Linked DNA regions of Homo sapiens: region 1 is linked to region 2. Evidence: read pairs that join two places in POLR2A ChIA-PET (ENCODE). Cell type or tissue: PC-3. All regions are shown on one strand. Links, peaks and the distances in the headings refer to the core of each region. The heading gives the core; the rest is flanking DNA.

What was found. ChIA-PET counts read pairs that join two places held together with the same protein. Peaks named below come from ENCODE experiments on the same cell type or tissue, not always from the same donor. Only the 100,000 strongest peaks of a DNase experiment are listed, where the experiment ranks them.
Region 1: POLR2A ChIA-PET joins it to region 2 with 25 read pairs; 4 of 35 experiments call an interaction of 5 or more read pairs at or near these places.

Annotation. Positions count from the first base shown.
Region 1 is chr10:32,105,289-32,120,914 of GRCh38, forward strand. No RefSeq gene overlaps it. Among named protein-coding and RNA genes, the nearest start is that of KIF5B, 57 kb to the left of the region's middle. In PC-3, for the core only: no CTCF peak of the experiment used is centred there; a DNase peak (open chromatin) is centred at 6,943.
Region 2 is chr10:32,039,871-32,055,496 of GRCh38, forward strand. KIF5B (kinesin family member 5B) reads right to left here. Exons shown (of 26, transcript NM_004521.3): 2 at 8,594-8,681; 3 at 514-587. Among named protein-coding and RNA genes, the nearest start is that of KIF5B, 8.7 kb to the right of the region's middle. RefSeq lists an enhancer at 8,252-9,451. In PC-3, for the core only: no CTCF peak of the experiment used is centred there; no DNase peak of the experiment used is centred there.

The sequences.
Region 1 (15,626 bases), core at 3,317-11,316, 65 kb after region 2:
ATCTTTATGTGCACATAGCAGCAGTTAGGAAGGTGAGAAATTAACAAGCACAAAGTATATTCTGTAGAGAGGTGACCACAGTATTACATGGTGTGACAAAGTGACAATTTAGGGACAAGTTTTGAAAATGACATCCTCCGAAGTTGAATTGGAATAAAACATAAAGTGCATAAGATTAGCCATCCATAGAAGTTACTCAACCTGACACAAATTAGTCTCCCCCATAATAACAACTGTAAGTATAACTACATTTTGTAATTGGGGAAACATAATATGAGGTTATGTTGTACTACTATAATAACAAAAGCATTCATGTCTGGGGAGAAAGGGTGAAAAAGAAAAGTATTGGCCGGGCGCGGCGGCTCATGCCTATAATCCCAGCACTTTGGTAGGCTGAGGTGGGTGGATCACCTGACCTCAGGAGTTCAAGACCAGCATGGGCAACATGGTGAAACCCCATCTCTCCTAAAAATACAAAAATTAGCTGGGCATGGTGGCTGGCACCTGTAATTCCAGCTATTCAGGAAGCTGAGGCATGAGAATTGCTTGAACCCGGGAGGTGGAGTTTGCAGTGAGCCGAGATTGCGCTACTGTATTCCAGCCTGGGTGACAAGAGCGAACTCACAACAACAAAGAAAAGTATCTGTTAGTGTGCCTCCAGCACTGTCCAAGGGAGAGAAAATAATAGACCAGTGTTTGTTATCTAGATGGACATAGCCCCAGAGAGAAAGCTAATATTTGCATAGTGCTTTACTTTACAAAGCGTTTTCATGTATATATCTCTTTCAACATTCACAATTGCCCCATAAACATGCTATCATTATCATTCCTGTTTTATTGAGGAGGAAATGGAGTCTGGAGGCAAGGTGACTTTCCAAGGTCACCTTGTCAATGGAGTAGAGCTAGGAGTGATCTGAGTTGAAGGTGAGTGGGGTACTTTCCAATTCCCTGTAGCTGTCTTACATACGCCAGTGAAAACTCACTACAAGGCCAGTCGCATTGGCTCACACCTGTAATCCCAGCACTTAGGGAGGCCAAGGTAGGAGGATCACTTGAGCCTAGGAGTTGGAGACCAGCCTGGGTAATATAGTGAGACCCGTCTCTACAAAAAATACAAAAATTAGCCAGGTGTGGTGGTATTCCAGCTTCTCCAAGTCCCAAGGATTGCTGGAGCCTGGGAGGTCGAGGTTGCAGTGAGCAGCGATGGAGCCACTGCACTCCAGCCTCGGTGACAGAATATGAAAGAAAAAAATCGGGGCTGGCCTCAGGCTTTTGCAACCTGTGTAGCTGTGACCTGCTCGAGGGAGGGCCTTACTCTTGGTTTAATGCTTTATTGTCACTATCCCGAAGTTCTTTAATAATTTTTTAACAAGGAACTGGGTATTTTCATTTTGTACCAGATCCTACAAATTGCGTAGCCAGTCCTGACTGTACAAGTGATGGCTACCAGCTGGGCATGAGAGTCTTGGGAGTTTGTCCCAAAGTTTTGGGAGCTTGAAAGGTATATGGGATCTGGAAACAAGGACAGGAGAGGAAGTAGGCATAGGGAGAAACATGGGGAAAGGCAGGCTGGTAGGGCATACTGGGCACACTCTCTGGAGTAATACCATCTTGCAAGCTTGCTGCCTTTGGTTCATTCCAGAATATCCCTAATGAAAGAGTTATTGAAAGTAATGGCAAAGAACTGCAATTACTTTTGCACCAAACTAATACCACAACAGGTCTGTATGCTTAGTCCTTACATGTCTCCAAGGACACCATGATTGACTCTTTGCCAGCAACTGGGAATATGGCTCCTGAAATGTTCTTTATGGTAGTGACTGATAGTTTTTGTTTCTTTTTGGGACAGTCTCACTCTATCACCCAGGCTGGAGTGCAGTGGTGTGATCATAGCTCACTGCAGCCTTGATCTCCTGGGCTCAAGTAATTCCCCCACCTCAGCCTCCTGAGTAGCTAGGACTACAGGCATGCAACATCATGCCCAGCTAATTTTTAATTTTGTTTTCACAGAGACAGGGTCTCATTATGGCTCCCAGGCTGGTCTCAAACTCCTGGACTCAAGTGATCCTCCTGCCTCAGTCTCACGAAGTTTTAGTATTACAGGTGAGAGCCAATGCACCTGGCTATGATTGATGGTTTTGCTACATATACTTGGAGCAATGGGCCACACTGTACTGGTTTGTTGGGTTCTTGGCACAAATATCAAGACACTTGGGTTTTTTTACTGGGATCTTGAGTGTTAGTTGCCATGACTGGTTGTATAGCAGGAGGTACCTTTGTGACCCACCTGCTACAAAGCCCTCAGATTCTGAGACTCATATATACCAGATAGCTCTACCAGAGAGAAAGTGCTCCTGTGTGGCTGTGAATGAGGAAGGAAATCAGAGGCCTATGCTGGGCCTCCCAGGACCCTCCCTGGACTCCTCTGTTTGCACATTCCCTGCTATTTTTGCTCAGTATGCTTTGCTGCAATGAATCTTAGGACCCTGTCACTGAGTCTCGTGCATCCATCTGGTGAACCACCAAAAAACAAGACAAAATCTTCGGAAATAGTCCTTACGCTATTTTCTGCATTTTTCGTGATTAGAATCCATGTGGGTTTTTTTTAATCACACACACACACACACAAATATGACAAAAACTTGGATCTCAGGGAAGAAAAGTATTCATTAATGAACTACAAAACTAAGCCATGGCAAGGATGGGCGCTGTGGCTCACGCCTGTAATCCCAGCACTTTGGGAGGCCGAGGCTGGCAGATCAAGAGTTCTGGAGATCGAGACCATCCTGGCTAACACAGTGAAACCCCGTCTGTACTAAAAATAGAAAAAATTAGTTGGGCGTGGTGGTGGGCACCTGTAGTCCCAGCTACTCAGGAGGCTGAGGTAGGAGAATGGCATGAACCCGGGAGGTGGAGCTTGCAGTGAGCTGAGATGGCGCCACTGCACTCCAGCCTGGGTGACAGAGCAAGATTCCATCTCAAAAAAATAATAATGATAATAATCCATGGCAATGAGCAAAATGCAGGTGGGTGGGGAGGACCCTTGTAACTCTGATCACAAGAAAAGTGGTCATTTCTTTAACATATGAATCGTTCCTATAAACAAAGAAGAAAATCCCAACAATCCAATAGGAAAACTATCGAATGGATCACGCACACAAAAGATATGATAGTTCACTCAAAAGGAAAGATAAGGATACTAAGCAATAAATTCAAAATTAAACCAAAGTAAGATACCAATGGCACAAACCAAATGCTTTGCCGACATTGTGGGATAGGCTATGGTAAATTTATATATTGCTTATGAGGGTACAAATTAATACAACTTTTTTGGATTTTAATTTCTCAATAGTTCTAAAAATTTTAAATAACCTTTCCTTTGGCCTAGTGAATCCACTCTAAAAAACTATCTCGCAGATATGGTTCCTCAGTATAGGTTAAATAAAAGACATTCACTCACTGAATGCTGTTTATAAAAGCAAACATCTAAACAATCTATGGGTCCATCAACAAAATTCTTGCTGTATTATGTTTCATCCACACATTGGAAAAGTATAGAGCAGTTCAAAAAAATAAGATAAGGCCGGGCGTGGTGTGGCTCATGCCTGTAATCCCAGCACTTTGGGAGGCCGAGGCAGGTGGATCGCTTGAGGTCAGGAATTCGAGACTAGCCTGGCCAACATGGTGAAACTCCCATCTCTACTAAAAATACAAAAATTAGCCAGGCATGGTGGCGCATGCCTGTAATCCCAGCTACTTGGGAAGCTGAGGCAGGAGAATTGCTTGAACTGGGGAGGTAGAGGTTGCAGTGAGCCAAGATCGCACCACTGCACTCAAGCCTGGGCTACAGAGCAAGAATCTGCCTCAAAAATAAATAAATAAATAAGTCTATATGCACTGACATGTTCAAACCCTCTGCCACTGTAGATGAAAAATGTAATCTGCATAGCACAAATAGCTCAACAATATTTATGGAAAAGGTATATTTGCTATATCTTTGATATGCATGTATATGCATAGAAAGGGTTTGTGAGGATGTAGACCCACTTTTTAACACTTCCTTTAAGAGGAATGGGATAGAAAGGTTTTGATTTCTTTTTTCCACTTTTCATTCTATGCGTTTACTTGTTTTTACTAGGAGAATGTATGTTCATGTTACATTTGTGGACAGAGAATAAAAACAATAAGTCAAGTGCATCAGGTTCACAAAAGCCTTACCTGAAACTGCTACAGGGTGAACACCAGGAAAGGTAAAATCTGTTTCTCAGGACACGTGGAATTTCTGTGCCATTTGTGTGTGTAGGAGAAACCCCCAAATTCTCCCAATAAATTGCGAGTCCCGTAGGATAGGTACGCATTTGATGGCCTTGAAAAAGCGATCCTTGTATTTGCCGAACCCCTGAGAGGTCAACCAGGCCACAAACACCTTCCATATTCGTCAGGCGACTGGGGCCAACCACGTGCTACAAATGCCGCCTCCGCCGGCAGCTTGGGGCGGAGCTCAAATAGACTCGCCTAGAATTTCTCCAGGAAACGGTTGGGTAGGGGGAGCTCTGGCCCACGGCTGCTTTTTCACCTGCCAAGGCCTGGGTGCTTCCTGCAGAGCCATTTCACCAACAACGACTCCTACGTCTTCTCGGCTTCCAGGATGAGCACCGAGGCCAATTGCGCCTCGCTTTTGGCGGTCTTCCACAGCGACTCACTGCTGGACCCGGCCATCTTTGCAGAAGTCAGCAAACTGGACGGTGCGGTGCAGGATCTGCGTGTGGCGCGGGGAAACGGAAGCCAGATCCAGTACCAGCAGGTGTGCGCGAGGTACAGGGTGCTCTGCGTGCCCCCCAACCCGCTCCTGTACGCCTGGCAGGTGGACAAAACGCTCGACCTGAGCAGCATCTCCTTCCCCATCTACAAATAGGGCGGGCATCCCCTCTACCTGACCAGCTTCTTCGGAGGACACATCTTGGGGGACAGCCTAGGAATGGGCCACTTACTCCTGCGGGCCAAAGCCGTGTGGCTGCTGTACTGCCTGAAGACCGAGCATCCTGAGGACGACGTGCAGAGCAAGCAGTGGCTCACCCATTTCCTCGACCAATTTGCCAACGTTAAGAACAGCCTGGCCTTGAAGAAAATTGAGGTACCTGGCTGTTCGGGTTTACAGGGAGGCCAGGAGAAGGTGGGAGGGACGGGGAAGACTTGTGCCCAGAACCCTAACAGAAGCGCTGCCTGACTGCTTGACGGGGTCCTTGCCTCAAAGCTGGGTGTGCTCTGCTGTATTTGGTACTTAATCCAATTTTCTGAACACCGATGGATGCCAGAAATTGTGAATTTTCGGTAACATTCTAGTCAATAACACAAATCTTGTGTCCACCAGATGGGCCGGTTCAGTACAGACATTGATCTTCATATTTAATTTTGGGGTTTGGTTTCTAATCAAATTATAGTACTCTGAAATTCTACTTTTAGTTAAAGTCTTCACTGGTTTTGGGGAGCCCCCTAAAACTTGCTTGGAGCTCTCTAGGATTAAAAAACAAACTTTTAAGTAGAAGTTCCGTGGTGTTAAGAAGGTAAGTAGCTCAGCATTTTTCAAATTAGATACATATGAAGCATCTGGCTTAGTGTGAGGTACATATCAGCTGTTCAGTTATTGCTGGGTCAGCAACCCTATTAAGTTGTATAAATAGAGAAGCAGTGGGGGTGTCAGGGCACAACCCAGGCAGCAGCGGCGGCCACAGCGTTTATCCGCCTGTGGAGGATGAGGCATCCTCGGCGGTTCAACTGTGTTGCTCCAAGTGACATAATGTCATGATTTTGGTGGCTGAAGGGTTTTGCCTTGTGTACATACTAGAGTTTCTTGATCTCTTCATTTGTGGATGGACAGGTTCATCTGTATTGCTCCAAGCTACATAATTTTATTATTTTGGTGGCTGAAGGCTATTCCCTTCAGTATATGTGTTAGAGTTTCCTGATCCCTTCATCTGTGGATGCACAGGGTTCCACATGTGGCTGCGGATGACAGGGTTTCCAGAAGCTTTATGGCTGAAGAGTATTCCATTGTGTATCTACACAGCAGTTTCTTTACCCCTTCATCTGTGAATAGCCAGGTTGATGTGATTCCTGGATTGCCTGGAAGAAGCAAATACAGAACAGAGCATTGAATTACTGGTTTAGACAGTGGGAAAGAGACATATATTTACCGTTATCTTCTCTTGGCACATTTGACATATTATAGACTTTATTTTACTGAGTATATTTTTGTGGCGGGCGGTCCAGTTTACATCGCTTTCCAGACAACTGGAATTTGAGGCAACTTCTATGACAGTGATCCCTGTGTTTCACCTGGCATACATTCTTATCATACTGTTTGCAGTCACATCATGCTATTGTTGCTGCAAGTTCTGGATCAAAAGTATTATCTGTGAAACTCAAGAGCAGGCTGGACTTGCCCGCCCCACTCTCGCCAATGATGAGGATCTTCAGGGTGGTCAGCGCATCCTCATCCATCCTCACCCTGCTGGGCTCTGAGCCCAGCTGTCTGCCCCAGGGTCCACCTCTCAGCCTTTCAGTAGGGAAGGCTGCCCAGAATCCATGTGTTTTTATGAAACATCCATCAGTTTCATATAATAATACTAAAGATTGATCATGATAATATGTATACTGATAAACCTCAGTCCCATTATGTCTTTTTCTTAAACTGCTTTCTAAAATTTGAAATTTGTTCTTTTCTTCTGAAGATTTTGGAGGGTCTAGTTGAATTTCAATAATTTTAAATGACTTTTTAAAAAACCACAAAACCCTGTATGATCCAGATGCCATCTCGCCACTTGGAGAGTACCTATTATTTTGGAGACATGTGCACTTGCTAAAATTGGCGTGGAACAGCCTACAGAGTGCATGCCTTTGGGTCCTCTTGGATTGATTACTGCCATTCTTTCTTCTCCAACATTCCGGAGGCACTGACTCATGGATTACAAAGTGTTTCAAAATTCTACCACATATGCCCCTGCCAACTCTAGCTCAATTTTTATATCTTTGCAAAAACTTGACCTCTAATGAGGTCTTAGGTTTATTTTATAATCCACTGAGTTAAAAATAACTAGACTTAGATTGCCTTTATATGGTATTCATCTGTATACTTAGCTCTTAGGCTATTGGTTAGGACTTATACAATTAAAAAACTCACGATGTATATTTAGAAGATGTCAGAAAAACACTCACTTTCTAAGTCTTCAAAGTTATATTCTTTTACATTGTCTCTCCTGACCATCGAGAATGCTCTTGAGGCCAGGCACAATGGCTCACACCTGTAATCCCAGCAACTTAGGAGTCCAGGGTGGGAGGATCATTTGAGCCCAGGAGTTCGAGACCAGCCTGGACAACATGGCGAAACCTCGTCTCTACAAAAAATACAAAAAATTAGCCAGGCGTGGTGTCGCACACCGGTAGTCCCAGCTACTCAGGAGGCTGAGGTGGGAGGATCCCTTGAGCCCAGGCGGTTGAGGCTGCAGTGAGAAGTGATTGCACCACCGCACTCCAGCCTGGGCAACAGAGCAAGACTCATCTCAAAAAAAAAAGAATGCTCTTTGTTTATATTAACACTATGCATATGGTTATTTTACTATTTTAAAACTTTTCATTAAAATGTCTTATTATTGAAATATAATTTATATTTCATTTCAATTTATATATATATATATATCCCTTGCTTTGCAGAATATCTGTATTAAAACATTTGACTATAAAGGCAAGTTTCTATCTTTATACTCCCATCAATGCAACTGAGGTTTGTATAGAATACTCATTACCTCACTTGCTCTTTCAACTCTTCAGGAAGTCAGGCATTGTGAGAGGTGAAGGGAATTGTCACTATCATATGTCATTCACCGGAGAAGCTGAAGTTCCTCTTGTCACGCCAAGCTCAGAAATCTTAAGAGGTTCTCCACTGTCCACCAAATCAAGTTGAAACTCCTCTGCTGTTTTTAAATATCCTCCGTAGTCTAGCCCTATCCTGTCTATTTGATCCCATTTTTCACCACTCCGCAGCATGGGCACTTAGCTCCTTATTGTGCTTAAAACAAGGCTGACCACATAGTAAATATATGCACACTTATTGATGAGTTTTTTGTTTTTAAGAGATGGGGGTCTTGCTACTTTGCCCAGGCTGGAATGCAGTGACTATTCATCATAGGTCACTGCAGCCTCAAACTTCTGGGCTCAAGCAATCCTCCCACCTCAGCCTTCCAAGTAGCTGGAACTCTAGGCATGCATCACACCCCGTTTATTGATGGATTTTTAAAGATAGAAACAAAATATTCTAACACACTATAAGCATATGAAACTTGAGGCTATTACAAAAACATTTATAAGACAATTGGAGAAAGCTGAACTTTGATTAAATATTTGATATTAAGAGATTATTGTTAACTTTTTTAAGTGTTAATGGTATTGTGTATTGTGTTTATGTTAAAAAAGAATCCTTGCTTTTAAGGTGTATATATATGATGTCTGGGATTTGCTTCAAAATGTTTGTTGGAGTGGATGGTGGTACAGATGGAACCTCACTGATAATTCTTGATGCTGAGTGATGGGTCCATGGGAGTTCATTGTACCATTGTTTCTACTTCTGTTTGTGTTTGGAAATTTTTATTTTAAAAGTTTTTAAATGTTAGCAAAAGTGAAAAAGCAAAAACAAACAAAAACTTGTGACTGAGAAGAGGCTGCAACTGTTAACAAGCCAATGGCATATGGCAGTGGCTGGGAAGACTTCAGGGGTTTGGGGCTTGGGAGAACTATCAGAATTTACCAGACTCCAGGTCGGAGTCTGGTAAGAGAATTCAGCAATTCTCCTTTCTGTTTCCTGAACCTTTTTTAGGGCTTTCTCCTGATTTTTTTTTTTTTTTTTTTTTTTGAGATGGAGTCTTTCTCTGTTGCCCAGGCTGGAGTGCAGTGGTGCCATCCCAGCTCACCACAACCTCCCCACGCAACCTCTCAGGTTCAAGTGATTCTCCTGCCTCAGCTTTCCGAGTAGCTGGGACTACAGGCATGTGCCACCATGCCCGGCTAATTTTTGTATTTTTAGTAGAGACGGGATTTCACTATGTTGGCCAGGCTGGTCTCGAACTCCTGAACTTGTGATCCACCCGCCTTGGCCTCCCAAAATGCTGGGATTACAGGCGTGAGCCACTGCGCTCAGCCTCTCCTGATTTTCTATAACCAGTTATGAGATGGGCTAAATCTGACCTGACCTATCAGTGAAATCATTGCATACTTAAGAGGAAGATCAGAAAGGCCATTTCATCCAGAAATATCTTTCTTGTGCTCTGCCTTCCATGCCTGAAGTTCCCTGAACTAAAGCAATCAGTACCAGTTAATGTGATGCCCTCAATAAAAAAATTACACACACATTTACGCAGGTGCAATCACACATGGTATAACTTGCTTTTCCACTTTGGTGCACAAATATAATCTTGCTTCATTTAGAGTTGACTGCTTGAATGCCTACTTGCTCCACTTCCAGGCAAACTAACATCTTCTTTTCTTTTCTTTTTTCTTTTTTTATTAGCTCTTATCCCAAAGAACATCTTCTTAAGGGGTCTTTCCACCTCCAAGTGTTCAAATCCCCCAACCTATTATTATTAATTTTATTATTACATTTTACTTTTTTATGGTAAAACATAATTCTTACCTCATTATGATGATGTTTTACCTTTTTAAAAAAGTTATTAAATACCCAACTTATTAAATACCAAGCATCCTCCTACACATGCACATCTGCTTCCATGCCAGGCAGAGCAGGAGTTAGAGACTCAACAGTCCCTCCCTCGCACCCACCTCATTGCTTCTTGCAGCCTCACAGTGTCTTTGCTAAAGGCTGTCCTACTACTGTTTGAAGGAAAATCATTGTCCACCATTGTTAGAATGACCCCACTGGTCGGTCTAGATTTCTCCCAGAGTCTCAGATGCAACCCACATTGGATACTTTCTTCTTCTTCTTCTTCTTCTTCTTCTTCTTCTTCTTCTTCTTCTTCTTCTTCTTCTTCTTCTTCTTCTTCTTCTTCTTCTTCTTCTTCTTCTTCTTCTTCTTCTTCTTCTTCTTCTTCCTTCTTCTCCTTCTCCTTCTCCTTCTCCTTCTCCTTCTCCTTCTCCTTCTTCTTCTTCTTCTTCTTCTTTCGGTCTAGATTTCTCCCAGAGTCTCAGATGCAACCCACATTGGATACTTTCTTCTTCTTCTTCTTCTTCTTCTTCTTCTTCTTCTTCTTCTTCTTCTTCTTCTTCTTCTTCTTCTTCTTCCTTCTTCTTCTTCTTCTTCTTCTTCTTCTTCTTCTTCTTCTTCTTCTTCTTCTTCTTCTTCTTCTCCTCCTTCTCCTTCTCCTTCTTCTCCTTCTCCTTCTTCTCCTTCTTCTCCTCCTCCTCCTCCTTCTTCTTCCTCCTCTTCTTCCTCCTCTTCCTCTTCTTCCTCTTCCTCTTTTGCTTCTTCTGCTGCTTCTTCCTTCTCCTTTTTTTTTGAAGACAGTGTTTCACTCTGTCACCCAGGCTGAAGGGTAGTGGCGCCATCATAGCTCACTGCATCCTCCGCTGTTCTCAAGTGGTCCTCCTGCCTCAGCCTCCCAAAATGCCAGGATAATAGGCATAAGCCACTGCACTGGCCCTCACAACTCTTCTTAATGAGCACTCTTCTACCTAGCCATTGCTCCCCAAAGCAACTCACTGTGCCGAGGTGAGCAGGTCTGCAGTTGCTTCAAATAGCAACCACATGCTGGGTCACATATGGTTTTCCCACAATCCCCTCATGCTCAGCTTCCCCCAAATTCTGCTTACTACTGTCAATGGGAAGGAGTTTAGGAGGGAGGGTCAGCTTTGTAAAACCAAAGAGAAATCCACTTCAACTCTAATCAGGACGTGTTTCTACCAAAGCGTGTTAGTGCAAAACTAAGAGGATGGATGAAGCGACAGTCACAGGACAAAGAAGATCCCTGCCAGGGGAATTTTTGTCTCTCCTTGTTCAGAGGTTATTTGATACCCTCATTCTAGAAAACAAGCCAACAAAACTCACTCTGTTTATAGACAGGAATGTTATGCCACATGATCCCACCTGAGGAGTAGGTTCACAGGTGGTTTTTATCTTGCTTATCTGTATTGCTAAATTTTTCTTAAATGAACATATCATTAAAAAGTCAATATAGGCCAGGCATGGTGGCTCATGCCTGTAATCCCAGCACTCTGGGAGGCCGAGGCTGGCAGATCGCTTGAGCTCAGGAGTTCGAGACCATTCTGGGCAACATGAAGAAATCCCATCTCTACAAAAATTAGCTGGGTGTAGTGGTGTGTGACTGTAGTCCCAACTACTCAGAAGGCTGAGATGGGAGGATCACTTGAACCTGGAAGACAGAGGTTGCAGTGAGCTGAGATCGTGCCACTGCACTCCAGCCTGGGCAACAGAGCAAGACCCTGTCTCAAAAAAAAAAAAAAAAAAAGTCAATATAAAAGACATTTGAAACAAATAAATAAATACAAAAGTCACAGGAACTGATGGCACTGAGCAGGCCCTTATGAGATGCCAAGGTGGGGGTTCCATGGCAGAATTGGGCACCTGGGGAAAATGTTTATTAAAAATAGCAGGAAGACAACAAAGGCAAATGTCATGTGTGTTACTGTGTCCCTCCTAAACTTCTCTCCTTTTTGCAATAACTCTAGAGTGACAGTCACAGTACACTGTCACTATAGAGGGAAAATAGCAACTTCTAAAGAGTGCTATGAGGATAATGGGATTCTGTGGAGACATTGAAATAAGTTAAATCCAGCAGGTATTTAATTTCTTTTCGGATGTACCAGCCACAGTCATAGGTTCAGTGGAAGATGCAAAATAGAAGAGTATGACATTTGGCCAGGCATGGTGACTCATGCCTGTAATTCCAGCAGTTTAGAAGCCCGAGGTGGGTCGATCTCCTGAGGTCAGGAGTTCGAGACCAGCCTGACCAACATGGCGAAACCCCATCTCTACTAAAAATACAAAAATTAGCCAGGCATGGTGGCATATGCCTGTAATCCCAGCTACTTGGGAGGCTGAGGCAGAAGAATTGCTTGAACCGGGAGGCGGAGGTTGCAGTGAGCCGAGATTGCATCATTGCACTCCAGCCTGGGCGGGCTACAAAAGAGAAATTCTATCTCAAAAAAATAAAAAAATAAAATAAAGAAGAATACAACATAGTCCCTGCACTCAAAGAACACATCGTCTACTAGGTGACTTGGGACTGTACACAAAGGATTATGATAGATTGGAATAGATTGGGGGCACATGCTGTTGTGCTGGGGGATGTCACAATTTAATATCTGTGTGTGGCAGAGGGTGAAGGGGGTTCAGGAGGGAATAAGGGGCATTTTAATTGGATCTTCATGAATTTTAAGATGGATATTGTTGAATCAGGTACAGACAAATAACTCCACTGCCCTTTAGAAACCAAGTCAGTAAGCGTTCACAAAGAAAATTCCATGTTCATGTGATTTTGTTGTTGTTGTTTTGTTGTAGTTTGTTCTATATTTCAGAGATGGGTTTCTCTGTTGTCTACGCTGGACTGCAGTGGCACAATCATAGTTCACTGCAGTCCCAAAATCCTGGGCTCAAGTGGTCCTCCTGCCTCAGCTACCCGACTAGCTGGGATTACAGGTGTGCACCACCCATGCCCAGCTAATTTTTTGTAGAGACAGGTCTTGCTATGTTGCCCAGGCTGGTTTCAAACTCCTGGCCTCAAGTAATCCTCTGACCTTGGCCTCCCAAAGTGCTGGGATTACAGACATGAGCCACTGTGCCCAGCCTTGTGAGGTTTACCTGTAATTCCCTTTAAAATAAAATAATTTTGATATAAAACTGTGAAATGACCACTCCAATAGAAAGCCTTTTTCTTGCTTTAACTAAGTCTATAGTAACCTTTTCTTCTCATGAAAGTAATGAGCCATATTAAGAAACTTGAAGTCTTTCACACATCCATCAGTGTAGACTTCTTAGGTAGGTCTTCAAAGGAAGACGAGAGAATTCCAGAAATACAGTGTACTCTTGAGCTATGCTTGGTAAACAAAGGTCTCCATAAAACACCTTCTGTTTGTAAATAAATTATAACTATATAGAAAACAAAATTGCTTGCTGATGGTGAAAGAGAATATGAAGTCCAACTAATAATGGTATCAAAAATCATATTCTGGCTGGGCACAATAGCTCACGCCTGTAACCCCAGCACTTTGAGAGGCTGAGGCAGGTGGATCACTTGAGGTCAGGAGTTTGAGACCAGCTTGGCCAACATGGTGGAACCCTGTCTCTGCTAAAAATACAAAATTAGCCGGGCATGGTGGTAGGCGCCCGTAATCCCAGCTACTCAGGAGGCTGAGCCAGGAGAATTGCTTGAACCCGAGAGGCAGAGATTACAGTGAACCGAGATCATGCTACTGCACTCCAGCCTGAGCTACAGAGGGAGACTCCGTCAAAAAAAAAATCATATTCTGAAGAGAAACCTGGATTGCTCTTACCCAAGACAAAAATGAAACAAAGAATCAAAGAATAATCATTTAATAAACTCCCTTAGGCGGCTTTAGTCATGGAATCTCTTTCAAGGTACGTTTTCAGGTTTCATTTAAAAAAACAGTCTCACTTTGCCTTTTTTCAAAATATCCTTTTCTATTTAAACTTAGTCTTCTGGCTCTTTAAATTAAATCCTGTGGACTCCAAGGGAGAGTGCAGGCCCAGAATTTGTCAGGTGGATCAGAAAACTGCTCCCTTTCTGTTCTTTCCTAAAATAGCCAAAGATGGTGATTCAACCAAATGACAAAGAAACAATAATACTCCACCAAATTAAAACATAAACGTGAACTGTCCTTCTCAGCAATACTGTTTATGTTGTGCTTACTTGAGTACCACATAAGCACCATCATATTGAAAGTGCTATCTCGGGACAAAAAGCCATCTCCCTTGAGTTGTTACACACAAAGACAAACCAGAATGCTCTGGGCAAAGGTTGCCAGGAGCAAAAAGGTGATTTTTTGCCCATCAATGATAGACTGGATAAAGAAAATGTGGCACATATATGCCATGGAATACTATGCAGCCCTAAAAATGGGTGCGTTCATGCCCTTTGCAGGGACATGGATGAAGCTGGAAGCCATCATTCTCAGCAAACTAACACAGGAACAGAAAACCAAACGCCACGTGTTCTCACTTATAAGTGGGAGTTGAACAATGAGAACGCATGGACACAGGGAGGGGAACATCACACACTGGGGCCTGTCAAGGGTTGTGGGGCAAGGGGAGAGAGAACATTAGGACAAATACTTAATGTATGTGTGGCTTAAAACCTAGATGATGGGTTGATGGGTGCAGCAAACCACCATGGCACATGTATACCTATGTAACAAACCTGCATGTTTTGCACATGTATCCCAGAGCTTAAAGTAAAATAAAAATAAATTTAAAAAAAAAAGAGGTGACTTTTGCTCCCACCACAGGGTACTATCTCCCTGGGTAAGACATTCGATGCCAGGGGTCCCTGTGAGCCAGCAGACATAGGCCACTGGCTTGCAGCGTTAAGGGAGACAGGGTCCTTGCAGCACAGTGACTTTGTGTGGGGGGAACTACCGTTTTGTTGTTGGGAATGATGGTGATTATGGCTCAAAGTGGAAGGTAACATACTTGAGAGTCTCTGCCAGGGAAAAATGCCCCCACCCCATTTCCTCACAATAGAAGAGAGCATCTGGCTATCTTTGTTCATCAGTTTTTAAGGCCTACAGGGGCAATGTCTGACTCTGTTTGCAGCTGGTGCCAGGGTAGGAATGCAGAGAAAGAAAAGGTCAGAACACAGCACTAGCTGTTTGGGGGTGATGCAGAAACACAGGTGATGAAGTGGGGGTTTGAAGGCAAAGGCTGGAGTGAGATTGTCTTATTTTACTTTATCGTTTCTCACTAGAAATTCCCAGACATCACAGAAAAACAAATTTCAAAGAAAGAATTTTGGCAAAAAAAAAAAAAAAAAAAATGTTTGCTTTTTCCTACATCCTACTCTTTGAAGTTTGACAAAGAGGGAGGTGGCCCCTGTTAAAGTTGGGATCAAACGGTACCTTGAAGTTGCCAAGCTGGGAACCAGTGGAGGACTTGGAAGAGCAGAAGTGGTACTTAAATGCTTTTTAAAATTTATTTTTAATTTTTGAATTTTTTGTAGAGATCGGGGTCTCACTATGTTCCCCAGGCTGGTGTCTAACTCCTGGCCACAAGCAAACCTCCTGCTTTGGTCTCCCAAAATGCTGGGATTACAGGCATGAGCCGTCACACAAGGCCAATGCTTAGATATTTAACTTGAATGAAAACACTTAAAAGGAGGAAAAACATGACTGTGTCTTTTCAATGTTATCTTTGAAACCATTCCTACAGGGTTGAGAAGGACTGCAAGGATTTTGTCCATAGTTCTGGACAAAAATATAGTTACAATTAAGCGTTCATCAGGCTACACTCTAACCTACTTCCTTGTTATTAAAAGTCAGGTGCACTAGGTGCTGACGTCTGCATCCCATTGCTCCTACAGACGGGATCTTTGACATTAGACTCATAAGGCTTTTGTTTAAGGATTGCTTAAGATGTTTCTCAGACCCTA
Region 2 (15,626 bases), core at 3,388-11,387:
TAAATGATAAAAACAGATGCTCTTTAGCAGTGGCAGAAAATCACAGGCTGTTTTCTAGAAGCAAAGCTATAGTGGGTCCACATCTATTATTAACAGCAGCACTGATAATTATGGCAACATTCTTATCAGAGAAGAGTGACAGTTATTTTGAGGAAGGAGGAGCCAAGGAGAACAGGAAAAAGTTATTTATACTACATAAAATCAACAACACATAAGCATTCAAAATTTCCCATATAACAGGGTGACAAAAAATTCTTGTCTAAAATGTTATTTATTTTATGGTTATGCTAACTGATAAAACAATCTCAAATATAATCTCAAATACAGGTATCCCTTACTATTTAAACTCAGGAACTGATTAGATTCCAACAATGATGTTACATGTATATTATTTGTATGAGAAAAGGCAATAAAGAGTAAATTAAAATGTTTATGCATGGTGAAATAATATCACAAATAATGAATGCTGTATGTATTGCAAACCACATCTAAGTACAGATTATAAAACGTTACCTCCATTGTGTGTGTCTTCCCAGAGGATGTTTGTCCATATGCAAATATTGTTCCATTATATCCTTCAAGTACATCTATGAGAAAAGATTTTATAGTTCAGGGGATTTTTTCCTTAAGCAAGATTCCTAAGAAATTACTTAAACTACAGGATGACAGGGTAGAGAAAAGGTTAAAAAAAAAATTACTTAATGTTACAGGAAAATATCAGATGTTTATTCCTAGTGAGGTATAAAACACCCTAAAACACACACACACACACACACACACACACACACCCTCTTCCTAACCCTTGCATACTAAATTCTGTATAATAAAATATTGTGGGAGTGGCTGGGTGCGGTAGCTCACTCCTGTAATCACAGCACTTTGGGAGGCCAAGGCAGGCGGATCACAAGGTCAGGAGTTCAAGCCTGGTCAGCATGGTGAAACCCTGTCTCTACTAAAAATACAAAAAATTAGCTGGGCTTGGTGGCGCGTGCCTGTAGTCCCAGCTACTCAGGAGGCTGAGGCAGGAGAATTGCCTGAACCGGGCAGGTGGAGGTTGCAGTGAGCCGAGATCGCGCCACTGCACTCCAGTCTGGGTGACAGAGTAAGACACCATCTCAAAAAAAAAAAAAAAAAATTAGCTGTACGTGGCCTGTAATTTCAGCTACTCGAAAGACTAAGGCACAAAAATCGCCTGAGCCCAGGAGAAGGAGGTTGCAGTGAGCTGAGATCGAGCCACTGCACTCCAGCCTGGGTGACACAGTGAGACTCTGTCTCAAAAAAAAAAAAAAAAAACCAAAATTATTTGTGGAAAGAGTGGCAAGAAAGATTCAGATTTTCTTTATGCTAATATGAAAGACTCCATCAAAGTTTAGTACATAAAGGATTTATAAAGACATTAAAGGAAATATATAACAACAGTAATTTTCTTAGTGATGACCCATCTAAGCAATTTTCTCTGGACCCAGACTGCTTTCTGTGGTTAATTAAGAAACAAATTTTAAATTCCACTGCTTATAATAAAGAATCTCTTGTATCAGTGTACATCTCAAATGTCATTACATCTACACTCCAAAGCTTTATGTGACCAAAAAGAAAAAAAATCCTCTGCCAATTTACATACAGATGAGATTTTAGAAACAAGACTAATTGATGGTTAATTAGTAGCTAATCCTCACAAACCCCGACCTTCCTCTTTATCCTACCCACAAAGTGTAACACTCACTCCTACCTCAAAATCAATTACCAAGAAGTTCCTATGAAAAAAAATGTTATGAGACAGGGTCTCCCCTCTGTTCAGAGTGCAATGGCACAATCATAGCTCACTGGTCACTGCAGCCTCAACCTCTTGGGTGTAGTAAGCTGCCTGCTTCAGCTTCAAGTAGCCAGGACTAGAGGCACATGCCACCAGGCCTGGCTAATTCTAAAAAAAATTTTGTAGAGACAGGGTCTTGCTATGTTGCCCAGGCTGATCTCAAACTCCTGGGCTCAAACAACCCTCCTGCCTCAAGCCTCACAAAGTGCTGGGATTACAGGCCTAAGTAAGCCCCTGCACCTGACCCTCCTATGAAATTTTTTTCTAGCCTCTGACATTAACATTTAAATATATTCTTTTATTAGGTCAAAGGGGGGAAAAAGGCAATCCTTTGATTTCTGGCTTTCGAGGATTTTGTTTGTTGTTTGTTTTTGGTGACAAGAAAGGTACTATGAAATTACATTCTATTCTAGAGGAAGCCAAAACAAAAAGAGAAGCCTCTGTTGGAAACAGCATATAACAGTGAAAAGTAAACTAATAAGCAAGCCAATCCTTGTTTTTATTCATTATTTTAAAAAGAAAAAAAAACCCCAACATGGGCACAACTAAGTGGATAACAGATTTCCTACAGAAACATTTATTAATGAGAAAAAAAGACATCATTACTAACTTCCCTGGGAAGATTTTAAGAGACTCCAAACATTTGAAACTTTCCTTCAAAATCTTTTTATTTTTGAGAAGGAAAGCAAAATTATTTCATGTATCACATTTACCTCTTCCTCTAACCCAATTCCACAACGCACCCCCAAAATATCTGGGTAAAAGTCTCATCCTATGTGTTCTTACAGTATCTGCATTTAATCATAACACTTACCAATGAGTATTCGATCAATTTACCTGTCTGCTTTACTCACTAGCCTGTCAACTCAAAGTCAGGACCGTGTTTAACTCCTAACACAGTGCCTGGCACTCCAGAGGAACTCAAATGCTTGCTGAATATTTATTACCATCATCAATGTACAGCATCTTTCTAAAGCCTCCCTCACCCTTTTAAATATACTTTTGCCATTCCTATGAGAAACAGAGGTGGACAACTCTGAACAAGTATTACTTCTTTCATACTGTATCAACAGAAAAAACATATTTAGGTAGTGAGATAACAGCACATCACGTTGTAGAAAGTCACTTTGTATCTCCCTGAACTTCAGCCTCCCCAGCAAAATGACTACTTAGGCAAAAGCTCTGAGAATTAGAAGTCATCATATAAAGTTACTATTAACATCTGAGAGCTTACAATGAGTCAGGTTCTAACCATTTTTTATATATTATTGTATTTAATCATCACAAAACCCCGTGCACGGTACTATTAGTTTTTTGTTTTTGAGACAGAGTCTTGCTCTGTCACCCAGGCTGGAGTGCAGTGGCGCAACCTCGGCTCACTGCAACCTCGGCTCACTGCAACCTCCGCCTCCCAGGTTCAAGCAATTCTCGTGCCTCAGCCTCCCAAGTAGCTGGGATTACAGGCATGTGCTACCATGCCCGGCTAATTTTTTATTTTTAGTAGAGACAGGGTTTCACCATGTTGGCCAGGCTGGTCTTCAACTCCTGACCTCAGGAGATTCGCCCACTTCGGCCTCCCAAAATGCTAGGATTACAGGCGTGAGCCACTGCGCCCAGCCCGCACTGTACTATTATTAGTCCCATTTTATAGATGAGAAAACTGAGACACAGAGAGGTTAAATAACTTGCCTGTAACTCCACAGCTAGTAAGATGAAGCTGAGACGCAAATGCAAATAGACTTGGTTCCAGAGACCTGCTCTTAACCACTGTACTATATACTCAAGGAGCAGAGGAACCAAAATAAATACAAGGTAGGCTACATCTGGAAAAACCAAAGGTGAATACAGCGGCAGAGAGTTCAGGTCAGGAAGCCATGGTGGAAAAAACAGGAAATCTACAAAGACCTGATGAGATGCTTATCATATAGTGGGCAATGAATAAATAGCTACTTAACACAAGGGAAACAAATCACTCAGATTCAGAATTCAAGAGAATACAAGTGGATAAACCTTATTCAAAAGTAACAATTGTATCTAACAAATCTACAGATAGGGAATGTTAATAGCCCTACATAAAATCAAGTTATAAACTTGTCCAGATAATTATGAGCCAGTGCATTCTCAGTGAACTTGTCGGGGACCCAGAGAGTACTATCTGCTTTCAGGTCATTACTGGCAACTTGCTCATCAAATCCCTATCTCAAAAGAAATCCCAGCTGGCCCATCATTCTGCTGATCTTTGCCTACCAACAATTTCTAACCATGGCTTCTCATCCAATCTGTTTAACAATGATTGTCCCAAGTACAACCTACCATGTATTTAATTGCTTTCCTGTCCTCACACCTCCCTAGGTACCCACGACCTACCCCTACGCCATCTTTCTCCTTAAATATGTGTATTTATTGGTAACTCTGCCACATTCATATCCTTGTCCAGGACAAGTCCCACCAGCTACTACATGCAGTCTCCTCCAAAATGGTACAGAGCACTTGGGTAAAGATAAAAGGAAATCATCGCCAGGTGATACTGACATAAATTACAAAGGTTGCATAGAAGAAGAAAGAGATTATGATAGAAACCTTGTATTCTAACACTTGCTGGAAGTCTAATTTTGTACAGTAGAAATAGCTGAGACTATGAGTTTATCCCAAATACAAACACGACTGATTGAATTAATAATGTCCTCTAAGAAGACAGAGGACACATGCCGGGCGTGGTGGCTCACGCCTGTGATCCCAGCACTTTGGGAGGCCAAGGTGGGCGGATCACCTGAGGTTGGCAGTTCAAGACCAGCCTGACCAACATGGAGGAACCCTGTCTCTACTAGTAACACAAAAATTAGCAGGGTGTGGTGGCGCATGCCCGTAATCCCAGCTACTCAGGAGGCTGAGGCAGGAGAATTGCTTGAACCCGGGAGGCGGAGGTAGGTTACAGTGAGCCAAGATGGCGCCACTGCAGTCCAGCCTGGACAACAAGAGCGAAACTCCGTCTCAATTTAAAAAAAAAAAAAGAAGACAACGACAGAGGACACAATTAGCAGCTGATACCTGTATTGTGCTTAACAACTCCTAGTACCTATTTTGCACAAGAAGAAATGGAGGCTTGGAAAGGTTAGGTAACTTGCCAAAAGTCACACAGCAAGAAAGTGGCAGAGCCTAGAATTCAATCTAGGACTGTCTGATTCTAAAGATTATACTCTTACCATATTACAGAGAAGGGAACTATTATCCTGAACGCAGTTCCAAACAGTAAAGCAGGATGAAGAAGGGACTGAAATTTTGAGAAAAGAAGAGAAATTTCAGGAAGCAAACGATTTCATCTTAGAACTGCAAATAGTAATAAAACAGAACAAAAGTAATAGATGCATGTATCCTAAACGTCAGGAAAACAGACTTCATCTTTTTCTTTTCCTTAAGGTTAGGTACCACTTAAAAAACAATAGATTTTGAAAAACTCTGAGTATCAGCCTATTATTAAGAGACTGTGTAACTAAGGATATACAAGAGAAGAGACAGAACTCACGAGAACAGCATGAGAAAGATAAAAGTCCAGGATAAGTAACTTTAAGACCAAAACAAAATAAAAACTAAGGCCCTAAAAAGAACTTTTAAAGTCATATTCAGAAAAAAAATAATGAATGAATGAACCTGCATTGCTTAGGAAAGACCAGAAAATATTAACTGATGATATTAAAACAGAGGTACTTCTATTTACTACCATCTTCCACAAATATGATCCTCAAAACAGAACAACAGAATAAACATTGTTGAAAGGGACTTTAAGGTTTATGTGGATAGTACGATAGCAAAAGAATGGCTTCAAATGAGCCCAAGTTTCTAGTTACTAAGGAGGATTACGTTCCAGGGATAAAAATCTCACAGCTACTGTAGGTTACTTTTAAAAGCCAAAGAGAACAAAGGTAATAGAAGACACTAATGTTATTTACATTTTCAAAATGGGAAAAGGGATAGATTATGGAAATAAGTATACCAAAATTTTATTAAGTAAAGACTATGGTTGAACTAACCTCATTTCCTGTTTGGATATGGTTATTCAACTGGTACTTTGGGCAAATACTAGAGTCATGCACCATCACTTGATAAAAGGATTCAAGTTTTTCATCATTTTCTTGTGAGTATGTTGACAAACTAAGGACTAGCCAATCGTATAGGTAAGAGGCTCTGAAGTTGGCTGAATACCCAAACAGTGTGATTGAAATAACTGCCAACAATCTTATTCATTTTAGAAGATTAACCTAGGGACCATGACCCATTAAGCACTTTATAAATGGTTTAGAATCATATTTTTCAAACTTCAAAACCTTTGACACTTTAATAGACTTATCAAATGTGCTGACAGCCAACTTACTAGATCCCCAGTATAAAACTCAAAATATGATTAAGAGCTAAAATGAACAAAATGGAATCTGCACTTTAAAGGTTTGCTCTCCAAAGTGCAAGTATGGAATGGGGCTTAAAGCTGGCGGCAAGAGATACAAAAAAGACCTGTATATTCAAATTGCCCATGAATTCATGAATCGGTAACTTTCTATTGGTTAGAAAGCTAATGTAATCTTAAACTGTACTGATGAGACAGAAGTATGTCTCAATCAAAGAATGTAGTAAAATTGTGTTCTATGATCGATCCCTCTGGAAAACCACATGATGCTTACAACATGATGACCCTGTTCCTCTTTGTTGCAGTCATTTACACAATTACAAGTGTTAATTCCCCTTCATTTTATGAAGATGTCAGTACCCAGTTCACTCTCTCTCACCAATACCATTACTGTTGTAATAAAACAGTACTGGTGGTTTCAAAGTCTGTAGCAGATAATCCCACTAAAATAACCTGGCCTCTCAGCTCCTTGACCAAATTTTCTGCGATCTTATTCTTTCTTCATTTTTATTTTAAAAACAGAGATGGGGTCTCGCTGTTGCCCAGGCTGGTCTCAAACTCCTGGCCTCAAGCAATCCTCCCACCTCAGCCTCCCAAAGTGCTGGAATTACAGGTGTGACCCACCATGTCTGGCCTTATCCTTTCTTTACTACCTCGGAAGTCAACTCCATGACAACACCTTTACCTTTTCATTACTAACTGCATTGCTTCCATAATCTCAATTTCAAGTAGAGATACTAATCAACTTACGATGGGGTTACTTCCTGATAAATGTTCTGTAAGTTGAAAATACCCTAAGCTGAAAATGCATCAAACACATCTAACCTACCAAACACCATGGCTTAGCCTAGCCTACTTTAAATGTGCTCAGAACACGTACACTGATCTACAGTTCAGCAAAACCATCTAACACAAAGCCTATTTTATAATAAAGTGTTAAATATTTCATATGATTTATTGAATACTATACTGAAAGTGAAAAACAGAATGGTTGTACAGGTACTAGAAATATTTCTATTGAATATTTCTATTGAATGTGTATTGCTTTTGCACCATCGTAAAGTCGAACAATTTTAAGTTGTTCTAAGTCAGGGACTGTCTGTATTCACCTTCTATTACTCCGTCCAGTACCCTGATTCCAACAAATCTTTGACCCCACTGAGATCTACAACCCACTAATGTTACCACCTTTTTTCACTGCCCTTCAGCCTCCCTCATATCCTTCTTCCTGTAACTTAACCACCTTAGATCCCATGGTCCACCATTATAATCACTCCTTTGACTATATCCTCAATTCTCTTGTCCCCCACTTCCCTCTTTTGTACTCACCTAGCAAAACTCCAAATGGGCAAAAATTCAACTCTTTCAGCAGCTAACCTTGAGTGGGCCCTTAATACTGCCTGGCAATACTCTCACACTGCCTGAATCCATCCATTTCATGCCTTTTCCTAGAACCTCTTCCCCCTTCCTCATCTCCATGATGACTTTGCTCCCTGTATTAGACAATATGAAATTGATATAATGAGTACATACACATTTTCCCTCCCTCACCTCATCTATAAACCTTCTATAACTCCACTTTATCTCCTGTTACTAGGATGAGCATCTGTGCTCCTATGCTATCCTAATCCACCTATTTTTATACTGAATCCCAATTCTTTTAATGTGGTGAATGCCACAACACAGATTTTGCCTCAATCTAAGAAGCACTTTGTAACAACTACAGCTGTCAAAAAATGAAATAAATCATATCACAAAGTAACAGCCATTCCTTTGATTAAACAGATTTCTACAGTAACTGGAAGTAACTCCAGATAAACAATGAGCACTCTCTCAGCTTTAAAATTCAATGGTTTTAGAATATATAAAGTTATAAATATTCTTGTATAAGTTATAGTATTAACTGGAATGTACATACTTTTCTCACCCTTGGCAACCCTTGTTAAATTCCTCAAGGGATAGGTAAGTCTTTGGGGAAGGAATAACAATGGAATGGAAGAATGATAGACTGCCATTTTCCACTACTTTTTAGAAATGTGTCTAGCCCTTTTGTTTTCATTCTCATACTGTTCTCTTTCTAGAACTGCCACCTTGGAAACTCTCCTGGGAATATCTAACAGAAATGCATCTCTTAAGAATAAGTGTGTAACATAGTTCTCATAATAACCTTAATTAGGTACTGTATATAATTAGATCATGGAATTTGAGCAATAGAATATTTACTAATTGTGTTTGACCTTTTTATTATTTAAACAACTTTCTTCTGCAATTAACTTAGAAGAAAGGGGCATTAAAATGAAAAAAGGAAGCTGAGTAAGTAGAAAAGATCACAAACTTATTTACTTATTGCTGAGACAACTCAGCAGGTTGAATATATTTACCTTTAACAATCTTCTTTGCACAGTCATTATACACTTGCTCTTGAGATGTGCTTGACTGGAACACCCGATCAAATGCATAAGGCTTGGACTGAAAAACAAAAAAGTGTTTCAACTATACAAATTAAAGGTAAATGAACATTTCTAACCTTTACAGATGCCATCATATAATATATTTAATCCTCAAAATAGTATACCTAGTATGCATAATTTGGTATCATTGAATCTTTGAAGTAGAAGGGATCACCATGCACAAATCCATTAGAATAAACTCCAGGAAAACAAGAATGGTCTTTAGTCTTTGCTGCATTCCCAGGGCCCAGTAATTACAATTATAATTCCCAGTAATTATAATTAGCACTACTATGGCAGCCAAATATTGCTGAGTGATTTTTATTTTTTTAAATACCTATTTATTTATTTTTGAGACAGGGTCTCGGTTCTGTCACCCAGGCTGGAGTGCAGTGGCACAATCACTGCTTACTGCAGCCTCAACCTCCTGGGCTCAAGAAATCCTCCCACCTTAGCCTCCTGAGCAGCTGGGACTAGAGGCATGTGCCACCATGCTATGTTGCCCAGGCTTGTCTTGAACTTCTGGGCTCAAGAGATCCTCCTGCCTCAGCCTCCCCAAGTGCTCGGATTACAGGTGTGAACCACCATGCCTGTCCTGCAACAGCTTTTCAACCATTCTTTCATTTAACAAATACTTATGGAATGTGAGATGACATGCTAGAATGATAACCAAGAGATTCCCTCTCTGCTTTAGTGGAGCATAAATAATAGTGGGGCAGACATTAAAAAATTAAGTGACCAGAATTCTGACTCATGCAATTGAGTGCTATGAAAGTGCAATGAGAGAATATAGGAGGAGAACCTAAGTCTACGGGAAAGCAGAATATCACGGAAACACCCTTGGAGAAAGAATATTTAAGAACTGAAAAATACGCAGCAACTAACTCATCATCACTCTCCCCAGTATTAGTCATGAAGGGTGAAAAAGGTTTCGTGTAGGAAAGTAGTCTAGGCACTGGGAGGATACTTAAAGATCCTAAGGCAGAAAGAACAGTGTAGCATTCAAGAAACCAATGGAAGTTGTTAAGTTGAAGTACAAGGAGCAAGGATCAAATGCAAATATCAAAACGGTTAAAAAGACATCATCTTATTCTGAAAACAGCTTTGATCTTCTGGACCCCAGAAATGATACTGGGGACTCCATGGACCACTCTCAGAGAACCACTAATATAGTCTGAGAAGGAGCCAGGGGTATTGAACAAAAAAAAAAAATCAGTGGTGTCCATGCAAGTCAAAAAATAATAATTTTCAAGGAGGGAGTGATTATGTCAAATACAGTTGTGAGGCCAAGACAAAACTAAAAAGTACTCAATGACAAAGGTCAGATTGGAATGGATTGAAAAAGAATGGGAGGTAACCAAGTGGTGCAGAAAATCTGCTGTATGTCTAAGAAAGTTATTTTTTTTTTAAGACTTGTAAGACCTGAGGTAGTTTAAATGCTTGCAGGAACAATTTTAATAATCTAGGAGAAAGAGTAGGTATCCAAAAATAAGAGGCAAGGGGTTCTAGGTATTTGCAAGTATCTGCCTGCTCTCTAGTTTCTCCTAAAGGAAAGGAAGGAAGTTGGGCCCTAAAACACAAAACAATCATGACCCCAGAAAAAGCCCTTAACATTAGAAAACACTTCCTAAGTCTTAGCTGAAAAAGACCTACTACCCTCCACATCCCCACTTCAAAGTCTGAAATAAAAGTAACAATGAACCAGACACTCCTAAAGCCATTCCCAATTCCCCTTTCCCTTGCTACCTCCCAATAAATAGGCCGGAAAGCCAAATACCTGTTAGCCTAGTCTCCCTGCAACTAGTAGTCACATGACCAAGCTCTGAATAATATGAAGTGGCGGTCTGTTCGAGGTCTCTGAGAAGGGTGTTGTTATCCTGATAAAAAGGACCATCTCAGCTAAAACTGCCCTTTCTCCTTCCTGGAATGAATGCCTGGAGCTGTAGCATCCATCTTGCAAATACGACAAACAGGATGATGAAAAGCAACAGCTAAGGACGACAAAGTATAACAGAGTGAGGAACCGTGAAGGGCCTATATCCAGGCTTTTTGTTATGTGAGAAAAACATCCTCTTATTTATTTAAGCCACTATTAGCTGTTGGTTTTTCCTCTAAAGCTGAAAGCATTACTGACAGATACAAGAAGCTGATCTCACTTTGGCATCAATTTAAAATAGGCATCGATGTCTGATTATTCTTTAGTTGTGACATATGTGAACGTATCCTTTTCTCAGATGCTACTGAAACAATTAACATTCAATTCTACAGGTGTGACTAAAAGAAATCTATTATTTTACTGCTGACACAAGATATATTCATGGTGAACAATTCTGAAAACAAACGTTAAGTACAATCAAAATAACAATCGCCACCCAAAAACAAACCATACTAATAGTTTTTTCTATGCAAAAAGAAAGTAATTTTCCCTCATTTATCCAGCAGACATTCATTTAGTGACTATAAAGATATGAGATATTGTAGATGAGTAACACAATTTTAGAAATAATTAGTACAGACTGTAGGGTTCAAAGAGTAATAGAGGATAAGGCCAGATAAAAACCTGAATACTAAGTTAAGTTATACACTTGGATCTAATATAAGTGATCAAGTAATGTCAAGAGAATTTTATATGTATCTACAAATATACTCCTGAGTAGCTGGGACCACAGGCATGTGCCACCACGCCTGGCTAATTTTTGTATTTTTAGTAGAGATGAGGTTTTGCCATGTTGGCCAGGCTGGTCTCAAACTCCTGACCTCCAGTGATCCACCTGCCTCAGCCTCCCAAAGTGCTGGGATTACAGGCGTGATCCACCATGCCTGGCCTCAATTTTTACATCAATAGAAAATAGTGCCCCTAAACCATTTACCAAGAGATATGCCAGAAATAATGTAAACAGCTTCATAATAGTAAACAGTTTTAATAGTAAAGCCTGCCTTCAGAAGTACTTTATGAAGCTGCTTACTCTAGTTATCAACTCCAAGCAAATATATAAACTACCACTACAACCTTACTAAAATAATATAAATGGCAACTATTAAAAGGTAACACACAAACATAAAAATAATTGAGACTGGAGTGATTATCTTTCTAGAAGTTATTGTTAAATAAAAATTAAGTGCTTAGCATTAAGTTGACAAAACAGTCTTATCTTGATTGCAAAACCAAATGATGATTTTGTAATACTAAGTAAGGCAAATGTTTTAATTAAAGATCTAGCCATAAATTACTGACTCTGGCTTCCTGGAATGAAAATCAAGACTCTGTGAAACACAAAAATTATTTCTAATGGTCTATAATTAAGGCATATCTCTATTTTTCAAATAAATTAAAGAAAAACTCATCTGGACATCTGTATTTTTCAAACCTGGTTTTTAGCCTCGAAATGTACATTATGCAGCTTTTAATCCCATGTGTCTTCAAAGATCCCCCAAGTTTCAGATTTCAATATTACTAGTAACTCCAAGTCACAAGATGCATTCACGTCTGATTGATGCTTTAAGGGGACAAATCAAAAAGGAATAAGTTGATCTCAACTGCATACCTTAGGTTCCTTAAGGGAAGTGATTCCTGTTTGAGTATGCACCGACCAGACTGAAGACCAAATTTGGTTATGAAGGACACCCTTCTGGCAGGGATATGTCTTTCTCTGGAATTCTGAATAGCGGATCATTTCAGATCACTTGGGAGTGTATTATATTAGATTTTCCTTAGTTAAACACTATAGTGGGCTAACATTCCACAACTGTAAAGGTATGTGATGATGGTTCCCTCCTCTCCTTCATTTTTCCCTCTTAAGGTAATCAAGAAGGTTCAAACACCAAATCATTCACTTGAAAAGCGAGAATGTTGTTTTGCTTAGGCAAGGAACTGGGCAAGATTATCTAATTAGTTTTATTCTCTTCTAATTTCTCGGAACTACCACAGCTTGTTTTTGGCAGCCTTTACGGTGTACCATATAAGGAATAATGATTTGTAAAGATACTTAATGATGCAAATAACCATATTCTACTTTCATGATTCATAAATAGATAGATGTAATTTTTTTATTGATTTTTCTTCCTGGTGTTTTTAGCAAGCTCCTAATTTTTTCTACTGATTTTTTTCTGGTGTTTCCAGCAAGCTCATTTCAAAGACATAAACTGTTTCCCTGTCCTCCTTGCTTTGCGGTAACAAGTTCTCTAATTTAAAGCAAATAGTTTATATGTATATCGCTTAAAGACTTTCATAAAATAATTCATTTCATTCGATGTTACATTTATAGCACTTCACCAAGCACTTAATTAAAAATAAATTCTGTATTAAAGGCTGTACAGCATACACAGAAACACTATGAAAGATTTGCCTGCCATGGTGTCATATTAAAATCACTGATTACATGAGTAGCAGGAAAAAAGTTTAGACAAAGTATTAAAAACTCAAGTTATAAGAAAATCAGAATCCTTAAAAATTACTTTCTCCATGAGCACTGATTATGCTTCTAACATCATAAACTACAATATTCTTTCAATTTTGATCTAAATAGAAGATTGTATACAAAATGTTCTTAAATCATGTTTTTAAAAATTTAGTTTTAAATGCTGCATTGCAGCAATTCTCTCCTAAACTGTTCATTATGAATCAGGATTAGGAACCAGTAAAATGAAAAAACCAAACCGAGAAGATTTTACCCACAGATTTTCCAATTCCGCTCCTCCTGGCTGCTCTTATAACCTTTTACAAAATGAAATAATTCATTTAAAAAACTGAACAAAAATATGAGACCTCAATAATTAATGTCGTTACTATATGCAAGAAACTAGTTTCTGAAAACAATGAACCAAAACATGTTGCCTTTCATTTTTTAAGGCTATGTTATTCAGTTGTAATGTATTTTTGGTTACACGTTAAAAAAAAAAAAAAAAAACCAGGCCAGGCGTGGTGGCTCATGCCTGTGATCCCAGCACTTTGGGAGGCCAAGACAGGTGGATCACCTTAGGTCAGGAGTTCGAGACCGCCCTAGCCAACATGGTGAAACCCATCTCTACTAAAAATACAAAAATTAGCTGGGCGTGGTAGCGCGTGCCTGTAATCCCAGCTACTGGGGCGGCTGAGGCAGGAGAATCGTTTGAACCCGGGAGGCGGAGGTTGCAGTGTGCCAAGATCACCCCACTGCACTCCAGCCTGGGCAACAAGAGCAAAACTCAAAAATATCTCAAAAAAAAAAAAAAATCTCAAAAAAACAACCAACCAACCAAAAAACAACTAAAATGCTTATCAGCTTACCTAAAGGTTAACTGTTCATTACGGATTCACAAACCAACAATGTATCCATTATTCCTAATATTACCATTTATATAGAGTACTGAAATTTTGAAACGGAACTTATAAGCAACTTTTTCCCAATGGAAACCTAGAATAAATGTATGTTTCCTTTGTTCATTTTCCTTTAGTTCTTTCTTCATAGTTCATGTCGTATTTGTGCCTCATCAAAGTTTACCTTCTAATCTTAGTACATTTTATGAATCCTAAATTTTAGCATTCCAACAAAAAGAATCATAGTGATAACTACAGATCTGTGTAAACACAAAATCTGAAGAAATAAGACATTCTTAAAACAAGTGTAAACGGAAAAATAGGTTTGATGTGCCAACCACTGCAGAAGCTGAGTACTGTAAACCACAAAAACTCTTAAGAAACTAATAGCCTCAAGTTTGACAACTAATCCAGGCCTTGCAAGCCTCCTGACTATATGTAAAATATACCATCCCAAAGGAAAAGGATTACTGGGCTTAACTACTCCGCCTCTGCCGGGCTATGATGTCATTTACACACGAGTTTTTCTAGTGGACTTGTTAACAAAGAACTCGCCTGACAGTCTTTACACAGTAATAGTTGGCAATTGTTAGTGGCCTAATGACTTGTTTGCCAAAGGCCTACCAAGGAGCTAAGACAATTCATTTTTTGGAGCTGAACTTTGGAGAAACTTTCACATCAAAACCCTAAAGAACTTTAGTCTGTCTTCAGTGTCAATGCTTTCAATCATCCATGTCCCATCTCCTGTGACCTCTGCCCTATTTCCAAATTAAATAGCCCCAATACAGTATTAACTATAGAATGACATTAGAGGAAAAATTAACATATTAAAATTTCATACCATGGTAACAATGTAGAAAGTTAGTTCTACTACATAGCATTACCAACAAAGAGCAACATAATTTAGTCACTGTTTCGTATGCCATACTTTACAATTAATTTTTAATCTCCTTCAACTAGGAGTGCTATTTTCTCACACCTTTCAATGCCAGAGATCAGACCTTTAAAAACCCTCACATTCTGGTCTCACTGATAATGATCACTCAACTCTAGTTATGTTTTTCATTACAAAAAAACAGTATCTCACTATTCTTGGGATTACCAAACAACAATTTTCTTCAAGATAGACCTTAACTGCAGAAGTATGAATCTAATACTGGTCAATTTTTATCTTTTTTATAAGTTTGTTTTTATAACACTTTCTGTCTGATACAAAAACAAAAAGTTAATACTTTTTCCTAGGCTGTTATCCCATAAAACCTAGCAAGAATGCGATTTGTCTTTCGGAGCACTTATCTGACCCAACCAAAGTCGGCTAGGTCTGCTAGATTAAACAAAACTGATCATCCTGTTTCAAAAAAAAAAAAGCTCAACTATTTCTTTCTACAATCATCGATTTGCCATTTGTAGTTGTTAACATGAAAAGTCTTTCATCACTCAAAAAGTGGTGGGTGAAAGTTGGAGGTATAGATAATATTTGTACCTCTTTTTGGTGCTTTTTCCTTCTCCCAGAGGGAAACAATACGGTTCAAGGACTGGTTATGTTTCCATAAAACTAAGCATCTTTACTAAAGTACACTACGGCTTATCTCAGAGCTCAATGTCACCAGCCGATCTTTATATTAGCATTACATATTTTCTGAATGGCAAATTTGGGGTTAATCCAAA